Regions from separate parts of the Homo sapiens genome. Here region 1 is linked to region 2. Evidence: read pairs that join two places in POLR2A ChIA-PET (ENCODE). Cell type or tissue: HepG2. All regions are shown on one strand. Each heading gives the region's core, and the rest is flanking DNA. Links, peaks and the distances in the headings are about the cores only.

Evidence for each region. Peaks named below come from ENCODE experiments on the same cell type or tissue, not always from the same donor. Only the 100,000 strongest peaks of a DNase experiment are listed, where the experiment ranks them.
Region 1: POLR2A ChIA-PET joins it to region 2 with 5 read pairs; 2 of 35 experiments call an interaction of 5 or more read pairs at or near these places.

Annotation. Positions count from the first base shown.
Region 1 is chr1:8,619,146-8,626,540 of GRCh38, forward strand. RERE (arginine-glutamic acid dipeptide repeats) reads right to left here. Exons shown (of 23, transcript NM_001042681.2): 3 at 5,165-5,235. Among named protein-coding and RNA genes, the nearest start is that of SNORD128, 130 kb to the left of the region's middle. In HepG2, for the core only: no CTCF peak of the experiment used is centred there; no DNase peak of the experiment used is centred there.
Region 2 is chr1:8,066,572-8,073,966 of GRCh38, forward strand. All of the region lies in intron 2 of ERRFI1-DT (ERRFI1 divergent transcript), which reads left to right. Among named protein-coding and RNA genes, the nearest start is that of ERRFI1-DT, 44 kb to the left of the region's middle. RefSeq lists enhancers at 1,306-1,805, 3,808-5,256. In HepG2, for the core only: no CTCF peak of the experiment used is centred there; a DNase peak (open chromatin) is centred at 3,930; H3K4me3 peaks cover 627 bases.

The sequences.
Region 1 (7,395 bases), core at 1,193-6,192, 550 kb after region 2:
CATCCTTAGCTATTCCACATTCAGAACCAGCATTTAGAAAGTAGGCTGTTAGGGACACAAATGATACAGCGGCATTCTCATCTATGTGGAGCCGTAACAATATGTCGAGCCCAGCTAACCATCACCTGAGACACTTTAACATCCCTAACTATCACCCCCAACTCTAAGGAATCTCTGTATCTGGCTTAACTTTAAGGACAATTTTCCAAGTTTTAATAAAACAGTTAAGGAACCAAAATGAATCAATATCATTAACCCAAAATAGTACTTATAGCTACATATACTACCTAGAAACTCATTTGGTATAAGTAACAGCTGAAACACCTATGTAACTTTAGGAAACCAAAAGCATGTTTTCCTCTACTGTATGAATGACAGCAATGCAAGAATCCACACTGAATTTCCATGGAGACTATTACAGGACTGAGTTTGCTTACTTATCTGTGAATAAAGAAAGGTAGTAACTGCTACAAGGAACTACTTACTATACAAGGAACTCCTCAGTGCTATACTGAATGAAAATTAGTGTCTCCATGACCTTGTTAGCATTCTCGGACTCCATGATTACTTCCAGATGGCAAATTATTTGTATTATACTTCTTAATGCCTGGGTTTCTATAAAAATATGATTTTATTGTTTTTCGTAAACAAACAAATCATTTCTTTTAGAACTAAAGTGAATGCCCTTCTTGTCAATCCTATTCAGAATGTTCTCCAAAGAAGACTGACATCCAATAATGCCACAAGTTGTCTGTCCACTTAGAATCTAAGATCACTGAGGGAATGAACAATATTTTATACTTCTTCAGTCTCCCTTTAGGTGCTGAGTTCCATAAAGAACACAAAGCAGGTATTCAGTAAATGCCTGTGGAAGTCCCTGATTATAGCTCAAAACATTTCTATTTGCACTCTGTGATATAATGCTCCTCAATGATATTGACTCATTCAGAACAAAACCCTAAAAGTAAGTAAGTCACATGGTGACCTATAAAAGCTATGGGAGGGCAGCAGAAGGGTTGGAGATATTAATCTAGGCTCTTTCCATTGCAATTCATGAAGAGCCACTCAAGCTAGCCAGGTGAGAGCTCTTTACTCAGAGCGAACAGGATAATCTAAGAATCCTGTGGGAAGAACATCAGTGCAGTGGGACCCAGGAGAGTCAAGGAAGAGACGGCTGTGCACACACTTCCCTTGGCAGTCTGCTGCTCTTCCCACAGCTTGCCTGTCCTCTGCTTTTCCCAGTTTCCTACCCTAGCAAGTGAGCTTGCCTATGCCAGCCCTAACCTTGCTCTTGTCATTCAGGTAATTCTTTTATTTTTAATTTTTACAGATATATTAGGGGTAATTCTTGAATTATCTATTCACCTTTCCCCTCTACTAACTGCCTCAGTCTCTCAGTTTCTCAACTCTAAATTCTAAAAATGAAATTTGGCTCAATTAATCTTTTCATGCCAGGCCACAAGGATCACAGACTGTCATTCCGTATTACTAGTCCTTCAAAAAGCTAAATAAAGACTTTGCCAGCTATTTTACTATTTAGTTCAGAAATCTACAGTGCGAAGCGACCTTTTTAATCAACAATACTTCTTTCTCCTGCTTCTAAGTACGTGCTGTCCCTAATTCTACCCTGCCTCTTCTGCTTGCCTGAGCTCCTGCTTTTGACTACTTCTTCCATAAATACTTTGGTCAGCGCATTCAAACAAAATCAGACCTCTCCATTTGTAAATAAGCCCAATCAAATGAATACTTCCTAAGAGAATGAAAGCTTCCTAATAGAATACATAATTCCTACCTTTAAAACCTCAGCTCAGTTAGGAACTTAATTGCTTGATACTATCATAGCCTCCACCTACCCTGTGGAAGTGTGGGCTCGAAATACACCTACCAGTGTAGGACGGTGGTGTCCCTATGTGTTTTGATGGTTGAATATTAATAAAGCAGAAGCCATGGATCTTATCCCCATAGGCAAGATAACCACACAACCTATCATCCACACTCAAGACATTTTTGAGAGTGAAAGGGGAGGCTGTTTAATAGTCTGGCAGGACAACAGACAGGGATCAGGACATAGAGGCAGCTGTGTTCTATACCACAGACTCGATTCTAAGGGAATGCAGCAGCAGAGTAGAGAAGACAACCCAGGTCCCCACATAAAATACAAAGACCCTTCTCCTTATCTCATAAAGAGCTATTTCATGAAATGTGACCCAAGGCCCTTGGTTCAATAAACTGCCATTATTCTAGCCTCGGTGACTGGCGGTAGATGTCTCCTCCTCCCCACGCCTCACCTCATTAGCTTTTGTTATCTTTAACATCGTAATCGTACCTACTAATGTGTATCATAACGGGCATTCACCCAGTTACTTTTACAGTGCCCAAACATCCTTTATACACAAAATTTCACCACGGCAAAGGGATTCTCATTTATAGTATAAACAATGAAACACATCTCTCAGTTATAACCCCAAACCAACTTTTTATTTTATGATTATTAAAAAGATAAAATACCTAATTACTCAACATTTCAAAGCCATCGGGTTTTTGTTTCTTTCATTGCTCCACTAGTCATGTTATTTGCTGGGAGCAAAATCAAATTCAATTTCTTCTTCTTCTTAAAATCTTGCAGAGAAACAAAGCTTATTTCCTTCTGCTCATCTTTTACCCTTATAGCTTCAGTAAACTGAAGGAGAAAAAAATCTTGATCATTCTCATCTGATTATCTTTTAATAAGTACAGAGAAGTAAGAAAATAAGAAAGTGGAAATAACTATATTTATTCCCAGAGCAAATATTTCATCATCTGTTGTTCTTACACAACAACTATGAGGATGTGCTGAATACAGAACCTCAAACAAAAACATGAGAAACAGCAGTGTGTGATTTAGAAAAAGGTATCTAAACATACTGCACCCTACTTCCCACACTGTTTTTGTAGACAGCTTTAATGTGTTGTATTAGACCAATACTGACAACAGAAGCTTTAGCTTTTATTGCTGTTAATACCCTGAGCAATTACCGTAACTCAGCAGGAACCTCTGCCCAGAACAGCAACTATCACATTGTAATCAGCATTTCATAAGAGATGCTGTTCAAACAGGAAGGCACCTGCTAATGTGCAAAAACTGTACAAAGGGGGCTCAAGATCTAATAGGTAAAATAAAAATATTTACAATTTTATTTCACAGCTATATATTTTTCACGGTGCACTGATGTTTGGTTTAGTAAAAATCACACAAAAAGACAATGGGCAGGAAAAGGGCAGTAGCAGCAGCCACTACCAAAACAAAACTCTTCAGGAATAAGGCTACACCCGTATTTCAGGTGTCAGTGCTGTATCTGTTTAAAAAAAAAAAAAAAAAAAAAAAAACACACTTTGGAAGGAAAGATATAATAAGTAGCAAAGACCTCTAAAAATGGTTTTTAAAAATTCATATAGACATAAAAACTGGATAGAAAGCATTTGATTTACAAGATTAAACTGCAAGGCCACCTTGCAATGCAACCAGGAAAGTTAAAAGCCGCTTATCAAGAATAGATCCATCTTAGAAGTAAATAGCACATTTGACTTCATCTTAAAACAGTAAGCATGCAATAACTTAAGCAATAACTTTTTAACAAAGAAAAATAAAATGTGATTTTTTTTTTTTCTTACTGAATATACTACTTTGGTACTTGGGCCATTAAAAATGATAAAAAACAAAGGAGATGCAGAGAAAGATCTTTTCAAACTACATTTCTTTAGACTGAAATATCACATACAACATATGTCAGAACACAAATATTGTCAAATTACAAAGGGTGTTGGAAATAAGAGCATTCACAGATAGTGATACACATCTCTACAAAGCTAAGGAATTACGAATTCTCTAGGCCTAAGAGCACAGACAGTGGTTCACAATCTTCAAAGTACTAGGATCCCTTGTAAGATCAAAATGTTTCAAAAGATTCCCAAATGATACTACTTCAGTAGTATTTCAAATACCAATTGTTTGAGGAAAATAACAAACAAACAGTGGTTCCCGGCTGGCATGGTAGCTCACGTTTGTAATCCCAGCACTTTGGGAGGCCAAAGCAGGCAAATCACTTGAGGTCAGAAGTTGGAGACCAGCCTGGCCAACATGGTGAAACCCTGTTCTCTGCTAAAAATACAAAAAAAATCAGCCGGTTGTACTGGCACGCACCTGTAATCCCAGCTACTCGGGAGGCTGAGGCAGGAGAATCACTTGTTTCCGGGAGGCAGAGGCTGCGGTGAGCCAAGACTGCACCACTGCACTCCAGCCTGGGTGACAGAGCAAGACTCTGTTTCAAACAACAACAATGACAAATAGTGGTTCTTAACTGTGTATTGCTTTTAAATAAGTGAAATTTTTAAAAATCATAAAAGCATACTGAAAACAGGCTGAAAAATCGTTGTCCAGACGTGTGAGATCAATTTATTTACATCAAGCTTAGCATGTTTATTTGCAGACCTCTGCCAAATCTCTGCAGACATCCAGGGATCCAAAGCCTAAAGTGTGAGAACCACTGGCCCTAAAAAAGCGATTTCATAATGAGGAACATCAACACTTATATATTCAGGAAGAATTTTTAATGAGAAAGTACAGTAGCTATGTCCTTACTTCTGCAACACATGCACTAAAACTGGAAAGAAAGTATAACAACTTTACCACGCCCAAGCCAGACTTCTTTCAACCGCTACCCCGGGAAACCCCCACAACAATTTCAACATCATATACTCCACACCTGCCGAAATATTGAAGGAAGTGACAGGTTTCCACTGGAAACTATTCTCTGACCCGTTTATATTATTTCCCCTACTCATCAATTTACTGAATTTACTTTACTTCAGGCTCTTAACAATGGCTGAGAAGAAACAAGCTACTTCAGAAATTCAAGGGACTATCTGAAATTGTCAAAAGTTACTAAAGGGATAAAAACTTCAGAAATATTGTTTACAATATAAGCATTATGAGAGTAAGTGTTACAAAGCTGAAAAGATGGAACTAGTAACCCTCATTTCAGTGCTACTGCCACGAGGCAGTTAGCACTCAAAAGGTGAACTGGTAACCACGTCAACAGCGATGGAGGAACAATAAGAGATAGCCAATGGAACTGGAAAAAGAGAGAATACAGAGCAGAGTGAACAGCACATTAAAAACGCTTACCAGTTTGAAGTCTTGAATGCTACAGATGAAATACGGTGTGTTTGGCCTCCGACTCTCGATATACACACAGTCTTTAAAAGAAAAAGAAATTTTAAAACAATGGCATTTACCTTTAAGGAACAAAGACAGGGCCCATAAAGCCACTGCATAAATAAATAAATGACAAAGCACATATCTTTTATTGTAAATTTTTTCCAAAAGATGATATTAAATTGCAAATATCTTTAGGCTAAAGGAAAACTGCCCTTTGGTTCTTTCTGATTATTTTTCTAATAATTTAAAGAATCTGATGAAGCCTAAATTATTTTCTTCAGAGTCCCTGAAGAAGAAGGGGAGGAGTCCAAGGGATTATCCATATTCAGATGAAGACATTTAGATAAAAGAAACCGCTTGCTCAAGATCACACATCAAGATGAAATCTTGAGTATCTTATTCAGATACATGTTCACATGTCTTCGAAAAAGAGAAACGGCTTTGCCACGTGCTACTATATTTGTAATAAATATTTTGTGAGGAAATAAATGAAATACGCAAAGATGACTAGCTTGAACATGCTATTACAATGACCTTTTCAACTAATCAAAAAGAGAAAGAAAACTAATCTCTTACAGACAATTTGCCATTACATTGTACCCTAAACACATTTTATTTTCTAACTGTAAACAAAAACAATGCCACTAATCAGAGATGGAATAAAGTAAACCAAATTGCATTTTCTTCAGGGAAGAAGGGTGCTTTCTTAAATTACATTTGACATGGCAGTGGTTGGAAAATAATTTTTGATGCTCTCAATGACTGGAGTGTAAAGCGTTGCTTTTGTTTGTTTGTTTGTTTGTTTTGTTTTGTTTTGTTTTGGCTGGTCTCCTCTCCAACTCCTGGGCTCAAGCAATCCTCCCACCTCAGCCACCCGAAGTGTCAGGATTACAGGCATGAGCCACCACGCTTGGCCAAGGTTGCTTTTTAAAATGCCATGTTAAGACACTTAAATAAAAAGCAATGATTTTAAGGAAAGCAGTGGCTATAGAGAGAGTTAACCTCCTCCTACCCCCATATCACAACCTAAGATCATCATAAAGCTTAGGTCAGGAAAGTCTACGTATTATTTACTGAAAAGTAAAGGCACAGTCAATGAAATCTAGGAATAGTGACCACAATGCCTCATTCATTCATTCATTTTGCATAGACAGGGCCTCACTATGTTGCCCAGGCTAGTCTCAAACTCTTGGGCTGAAGCTATCCCCCTGCCTCGGCCTCCCAAAGTGCTGTGATTACATGCATAAACCACCATGGCCAGCCCATAATGCCATTCATTTTATACTTCCTCTGGACCCTTCAGAATGAGTGTATCTTACAATAATTCAGATGCTTGACAACACTGGCAACTTCCTCTATTGTCTCATTTGTCTTATGTGTTGAGAGCGAAGAAAAAGCACAGAAGTAGCAATTGGGAGTCATCACAAACCCCAACAGACCAACTAAGATGATCAGGAAGAAAGTCCTCACAAATGAGTACATTCCAAGAAACTTTCTGCAGAACATCAGGATCTTTGTACCTACCCAAAAGGCACTCTAGAAAAAGAAGAAATCTCAATGCCAACTATTTAGGCATTCAGAATTCCCCAACTGATTTCTCTACTCAAAGATGGACTCAACAGAGATTTAATCCCTGAATCCACGTAAAACAGTAGCTCAGGAATGAACTGTTGACTAAGCTTTCCCTATCTTGTTCCAAGGTCCCAGATGCTAAATAACTGTGCTTCAGCATTCAGGCAACATCAACTTAACATGCTAATCATCTTAAGGGACAAGCAAGAGAATTCTTCCCACCACAGTAGATCATTCTTTCATACTCCTACCTTGGTATTCAAGTAAAAACAGAAGAAACTCAATTCCCTAGATAAAAACTGTAGCTCCAAATTACACAATTTTGGAACAACCCAAAGTTCTTAGTTTCCTGTGTTTCAGTCCCTGTTATACCCACTGCCAGCATTTCAGATCTCTAGTTATCAATTATTTACTCACCTTACTCAACTCAACATGCCCTCTCCTTTCTGTTGCTTCCTACATACCACATTTCATGACATTAACACCATCATAGCCTAGCTACTGACAGAGCAGGAGCATCACCATCTTGGACAAGCACCACCATTTTCAAGTTCCCCTTGATCAAAAACTGCCTAAATCCAACCCAAAGGGCATCAGCCTAATGGCTAATGACATCATGACCATAA
Region 2 (7,395 bases), core at 905-5,904:
AATGTTCTTCACCAGCCTGCCCCCACCGGACCTGGGACCTCTGTGGATGCCTTGGCATCACCACCTCCAGGATAAGCCTTCCTTGATCATCTCTTTCCTCCCTTTTCTCCTCCTCCTCCTCCTCCTCCCCCTCCTCCTTCTTTCTTCTTCTTCTTCTTCTTTTTTTGAGATGGAGTCTCGCTCTGCTGCCCAGGTTGGAGTGCAGTGGTGCAATCTCAGCTCACTGCAACCTCTGCCTCCCAGGTTCAAGAGATTCTCCTGCCTCAGCCTCCCAAGTAGCTGAGATTACAGGCATGCACCACCACGCCCAGCTAATTTTTTTTTTTTTTTTTTTTTTTTGAGACAGAGTCTCACTCTGTTGCCTAGGCTGGAGTGCAATGGCTGGATCTCGGCTCACTGCAACCTCCACCTCCCAGGCTCAAGTGATTCTCATGCCTCAGCCTCCTGAGTAGCTGGGATTACAGATGTGCACCACTGTGCCCACATAATTTTTGTATTTTTAGTAGAGACGGTGTTTTACTCTGTTGGCCAGGCTGGTTTCAAACTCATGGCCTCAAGTGATCCACCCGCCTCGGCCTCCCAAAGTGCTGGGATTACAGGCGTGAGCCAGCACTCATGGCCCCTCTCTTGCTTCTAGTGAACCAAAATCCCAATGCATTTTAAATATTAATCTCGGTTACATGAGTTTTAATTACGATATTTGTATCTAATTATTGCATTTTAAAAACAGGGTTGCACAGCGGTTGAGGCCTCTGGCTCTGAATGCTGACTGCCTGGATTCTGGTTCTGCCTCTGGCATTTCCTATCTGGGTTATATGGGGAAATTACTTAAGCTGCCTGTACTTCAGCGTGCCGTCTGTCAAATGGGGATAATAATAGGGCCCACTTCATAGGGCTGAAGATTTAGTGAATCAATATATGTAAAGCTCTCGGCTGTGACAGTAAATAATATTTACTGAGCCCTTTATTCATCCCATGAGGAAGCCATTATGTAAATTGCATAGATTTTATTTGAGAAAATACTTTTTAAACTATTTTATTTATTGCTATATTCATCTGTGAAATAAATAATTGCATAATGTAAAATCAGTTGTAAGAAATTGCTAGTTATCCATAGTGTTTTTCCTCAGGAAAATGAAAAACTTCAAACAAAGGAATTTTATATTCTTTTTCTTTTTTGAGTTGGAGTCTCGTTCTGTTGTCCAGGCTGGGGTGCAGTGGTGCAATCTCGACTCAATGCAACCTCCTCCTCCTGGGTTCAAGCGATTCTCCTGCCTCAGACTCCCCATGCATCTAGGATTACACACGTGCGCCACCACACCCGGCTAATTTTTTGTATTTTTAGTAGAGACGGGGTTTCACCATGTTGGCCAGGCTGGTCACGAACTCTTGAACTCAAGTGATCCGCTTGCCTCGACCTCCCAAAGTGTTGGGATTACAGGCGTGAGCCACCGCGCCAGGCTGGAATTTTATATTCTTGGGCAGAAAAGTTTAATGTACTTCTTAGGTTTAGTAATTTTAGTCAGAGCCTTTACTGACTGGTAGATTACCTACAGTTTATTGAACTAATATATTCTGTTTCTGAAGAATGCAGCGCCTAGATTGCCTGCCTCATATTAACGTGCTTAGCAGAACTAGAAGTAACAATTAAACATTTCTGGTCGGGTGTGGTGGCTCAAGCCTGTAATCCCAGCACTTTCGGAGGCCGAGGCGGCGGATCACCTGAGGTTAGAGTAGAAGACCAGCCTGACCAACATGGCGAAACCCCGTCTCTACTAAAAATACAAAAATTAGCAGGGCGTGGTGGCGTGTGTCTGTAATCCCAGCTACTCGGGAGGCTGAGGCAGAAGAATCGCTTGAACCCAGGAGGCGGAGGTTGCAGTGAGCCAGGATCGGGCCACCGCATTCCAGACTGGGCGACAAGAGCGAGACTCCGTCACACACACAAACACACACACACACACACACACACACACACACACACACACACACACAAAGTCTGACACTTGGTTCCATGACCATACCAATCAGGGAATTGCAATTTATTTTCTCAGTTCTCCCGTGCATGGGTGATTCTAATTTTGATCATTATAAATGATGCTGAAATGAACAACTTTTCACCCCAAACTTATTGTACATCTTTAATTTTTTCCTTAGAAAAAATTGATCAAGGCAGAATGATCAGATCAAAGGAAATGATTGAATCTTTGGATACCAATTGCTAGCTTACCTTTCAAATAAGTTAAACTAATTTACACTCTGACCAACAGTGTTTCAGTGTTCATTTCGTCTATATTTTGCTATCAATGAGTGTTAATCTTTTTTTTAATCTTTCCTAACTTTATAGGCCAAGAAAAATGAAGGTGTATCATCCCGTTACTTGCACTTATTTAGTTTATTAGTTTTTAATAAAAGATTTATGCTTCAGATTCCACGATTTTTCTGATTACAAGATTGGTTTCTTTCTTTTTTTTTTTTGTTTTTTTTTTTTTGAGACAGAGTTTCACTCTTGTTGCCCAGGCTGGGGTGCAATGGCATGATCTCGGTTCACTGCAACTTCCACCTCCCAGGTTCAAGTGATTCTCCTGCCTCAGCCTCCCAAGTAGCAGGGACTACAGGCATGTGCCACCACGCCCGGCTAATTTTGTATTCTTAGTAAAGACGGGGTTTCACCATGTTGGCCAGGCTGGTCTCAAACTCCTGACCTCAGGTGATCCGCCTGCCTCCACCTCCCAAAGTGCTAGGATTACAGGCATGAGCCACTGCGTCTGGCCTGATTACAAGATTTTTAATAGCCAAAACTTTTTATATCTAATAAGTTTTAATTGCATGTATCAAGTATGATTAAGAAGAATCACAAGACCTTAAACTCCAGACAGTGAAGACATTATTATTATTATTATTATTATTTAACTTTTATTTTAGGTTCAAGGGATACATGGTCAGGTTTGTTACCTGGGTAAATTGTGTGTTGCTGAGGCTTGGTGTACGAATGATCCCATCACCCAGGTAGTGTGCATAGTACTGAAGGGGTAGATTTTTACCCCTTGCTCCTCTCCCCTCCTCCACCCTCTAGCAGTCCCGTGTCTATTGTTCCCATTTTTATGTCCATGTGTACTCAATACTTAGCTCCCACCTAGAAGTGAGAACATGCAGTCTTTGATGTTCCATTCCTGCATTGATTTGCTTAGGAAATGGCCTCCCGCTGCAGCCATGTTGCTTCAAAGGACATGATTTCATTCTTTTTTATGGCTGCATAGTATTCCATGGTGTATATGTACCATATTTTCTTTATCCAGTCCACTGTTGATGGGCATCTAGGTTGATTCTGGATCTTTGCTATTGTGAATAGTGCTGCAATGAACATACGAGTGCATGTGTCTTTTTTGTAGAATGACTTATTTTCCTTTGGGTATATACGCAGTAGCAGGATTGCTGAATCAAATGTTAGTTCTGTTTTACGTTCTTTGAGAAATCTCCAAACTGCTTTCCGCGGTGGCTGAACTAATTTACATTCACACCAACAGCATACAAGCATTCCCTTATCTCTGCAACCTCGCCAACAGCTGTTAGTTTTTGTCTTTTTATGTATAATTTTTTTTTTTTTGAGACAGAGTCTTTCTCTGTCACTCAGGCTGGAGTGCAGTGGTGCAATCATGGCTCACTGCAGCCTCAAACTCCTGGGCTCAAGCTATGTATTGTTTATATATACATACAGGTGAAAAAATGTGTGTGTGTGTGTACACACACATAGATTATTTGAATTTAAAATATATGGATAAACACATATATACATGTTTTAAATTCAGAAAACCTTGATGGTGTTTGAAGGTAGACTCCTGAGGACTTGAGGGAAGGAAGGGGTTAAACAAGGCACTGGGCAAGCGTGGGGCAGACTTCTCGTCAGGAAATCTGGTATTTCAGGTTGGACTGGACTTTGGAGATGGCTGCTCCTTTGTTCAAGTGAAAAAATGCTTTAGATCTGGCTGCGCTCTCAGATGTGACTTGTACAAAATGAATTCTAGACTTTTCTCGCATCAAGAAAGTGAAGTGGGGCCTTCCGGTAACTTGAACAGACTTTACCCCGGGAATCCCAGACAGCAGCATCTCCGATTCCCTAAAGTGTGCACAATTACAGCTGTGGCAACCGACCCTAGGAAGGCTCAGCACCACAGCGAACCCGAGAATATTGGGAATAAACTTGGAAATGTGGAGATAGGTTCAACAAACCTTTGGGTGTTCAGCTGTTTTTTTACACAAAGCCGTTTATTTAGTATTAGATTACTGTGAGATTTCACATTTTCTGTGAGAGGAATTCTTAAGTAACAGTGATAGTGAAGTTGCCAGGTTTACCTCCACATGATTTTGTTTTCTTAGTCTCTATATTTTGGGATTCATTTATTTATATTTCTCCAATGACCAGCACCTATCCTGTAGATTACTTCTTGCAGAAACTTTTTTTTTTTAGTTGCTTCATTTAACCTGTGACTAATTGGTTAAATAAAAACAACATGTACTCCTCGTATTTACAAGTACATTTCGTTCTGGGCCAGATAAAAAGGAGTAAATTACACTGTTCATTCCTGTCGTTTTTTATCCCTCCCTTTCCTTCAAAATTATAAACAAAATTTACATTAGAAAGTTCTTAATTGCTTAAATAGTGTTCCTAGTGTTTATTTAGGTTTATTTTACTCAATTTATTTTTTGAGATGGAGCCCCGCTCTGTCACCCAGGCTGGAGTGCAGTGGCGTGATCTTGGCTCACTGCAACCTCCATCCCCCCGGGCTCGAGCAATTCTTCTGCCTCAGCCTCCTGAGTAGTTGGGATTACAGGCGTGAGCCACCATGCCGAGCTAATTTTTTTTTTTTTTTTTTTTTTGTATTTTTAGCAGAGACAAGGTTGTGTCACATTGGCCAGGCTGGTCTTGAACTCCTGACCTCAGCTGATCCACCAGCCTCGGCCTCCCAAAGTGCTGGGATTACAGGCGTGAGCCACCGCATCCTGCCTACTTAGGTTTATTTTGAATTACATTGATTGGTTCCTTTAGGAATTTACCTACTAAGCACAAACTCACCTTTCATTCATGTGTGTATTATTCTGTAACTATTTTCAAATTCCATATTTGCATGTGTTCTCACTGGCCAGGTTATGACTTCTCAAGTCCTTCGGTTTATTCACAACTTAGAAAAGGGAGAAAGTAGGAGAAGGAACTGATTAGGAAGGAGATCAGTTCCAATGAGATTGGTAAACCTGGGATGTAAATGAAACAGCAAAGTTGTGATTTAATGGAAAGAGCGGTAGACCAGAAGTCCAAACACCTGGGTTCCAGGCTGGGCACTCTCCTTATTTGTTGTGCGAAATCGCACAATTTCAGTTTACCTCTCTGAGTCCTTGTTTTCTTCACTTGTGAAATGAGCATTATCAAACTTGTCTGGCCATTTCCATAGGATTGCTGTGAGAATCCAATGAGATGCTATATACAAAATCACTTTGTGAACTCCAAAGCTCTTATAAAGGTAGTCCCGAGTAGCTGGGACTACAGACACATGCCACCACGCCCAGCTAATTTTTGTAGTTTTAGTAGAGACGGGGTTTCTCCATGCTGTCCAGGCTGGTCTCAAACTCCTGACCTCAAGTGATCCACCCGCCTCGGCCTCCTGAAGTGCTGGGATTACAGGCATGAGCCACTGTGCCAGGCCTCTTGCTGTATTTTAATATCTCCTCTAAACCAGACTATAAGCTCCGCGAAGGCAGGGACACACCTCACCTGTCTACCTTGACACTCCTGGAACCTGCCAAGCTCAGTGTGCCTCACGTCGGAGAGGCCTGCTATGTGTTGGTCTAGGAGAGGTCTTGCCACCTAGCCAATATTACTCCATTCATTCAGCTATTGATCCTCTTCTCTGTGCAAGGCACTGCTCTGGGTGCTGGGACACAGCAGCGTATACACAGCCACAACTTCTTGGCCTTGTGGAGTTTACATTATAAATTAAGGAAAATGTGTAGTGTGAGATGTGAGAGGGAATTTTCTTCAACTTATATAGGTAGTAAAGAAATCGCACCTATCACCCCAAGGGAATGGAAATTAAATTGCCCTTTCATATAGAATTCTACATTGGCCACTTCCTGCTGCCACACAGCAGAATTCCATTTAATTCCATTTCTCCTGCAGCAGACAACAACTCAGGTTCCACTTTAGAACCAATTAAGTTTTCCCTGTCTGATGCTTGCTTCATTATACAGGAAACTTTTTGTTTTTTTTTTTTTGAGACAGAGTCTCACTGTATTGCCCAGGCTGGAATACAGTCACATGATCTTGGCTCACTGCAACTTCCGCTTCCTGGGCTCAAGTGATTCTCCTGCCTCAGCCTTCCAAGTAGCTGGGACTACAGGTGCGCACCACCACGCCTGGCTAATTTTTGTATTTTTTGTACTTTCACCATGTTGGTCAGGCTGGTCTTGAACTCCTGGCCTCAAGTGATCTGCCCACCTCAGCTTCCCAAAGTGCTGGGATTACAGGTGCAAGCCACTGTACCTGGCCAGGAAACTTACTTTTATAGTGAGCTTTTTGGAAAAAAAGTAAAATGTTTACTCTACATCTATTATACCTAACTAAAATTATATTCAGTACAATCTATCTGTTTATTGAGGTCTTGGCTCCTCATTTAGAACAGTAGTTGCTGTCCATCATTCACCAGTGAATGCATATTGAGGGCCTACTGTGTGCTAGTAGCTTTTCTAGACTGTTACAGCCATAGGTGTGAAATTGGGATTTCACAATTGGGATTTCGCATTGAGATTTTCACAGGTTTGGGAGTATTAGACCTTTTGACTCTGCACCAGCTTGCTCTGCATGAATAAGCTTTTTGAGTCCATGTACTATTGTTTTTTGTTTGTTTGTTTTTGTTTTGACACAGAGTCTTGCTCTGTCACCCAGGCTGGAGTGCATTGGCGTGATCTTGGCTTACTGCAACCTCCTTCTCCCAGGTTCAAGTGATTCTCCTGCCTCAGCCTCCCAAGGAGCTGAGATCACAGGCACGTGCCACCACGCCCGACTAATTTTTGTTTTTTTAGTAGAGATGGGGTTACACCATGTTGGCCAGGCTGTTCTTGAACTCCTGACCTCAAGTGATCCACCCACCTCGGCCTCCCAAAGGGCTGAGATTACAGGCGTGAGCTACTGCATCCAGCCAATGTACTATTTTTTAAATAAAAAACTTTCATTTCTCTTCTGAACAATGATCACTTATTCTCCTGTGTCTGCCTCTCTGTGTATGTAATATCTGGTGCATTAGCTTTGTCACTTCTAAGTTGACTACCAAAATATCTTTTTGTATTTTCTTTCCCTTTTTCTCAACAGAGTTCCAATTAGCTAAGATAATTACATATGTGATT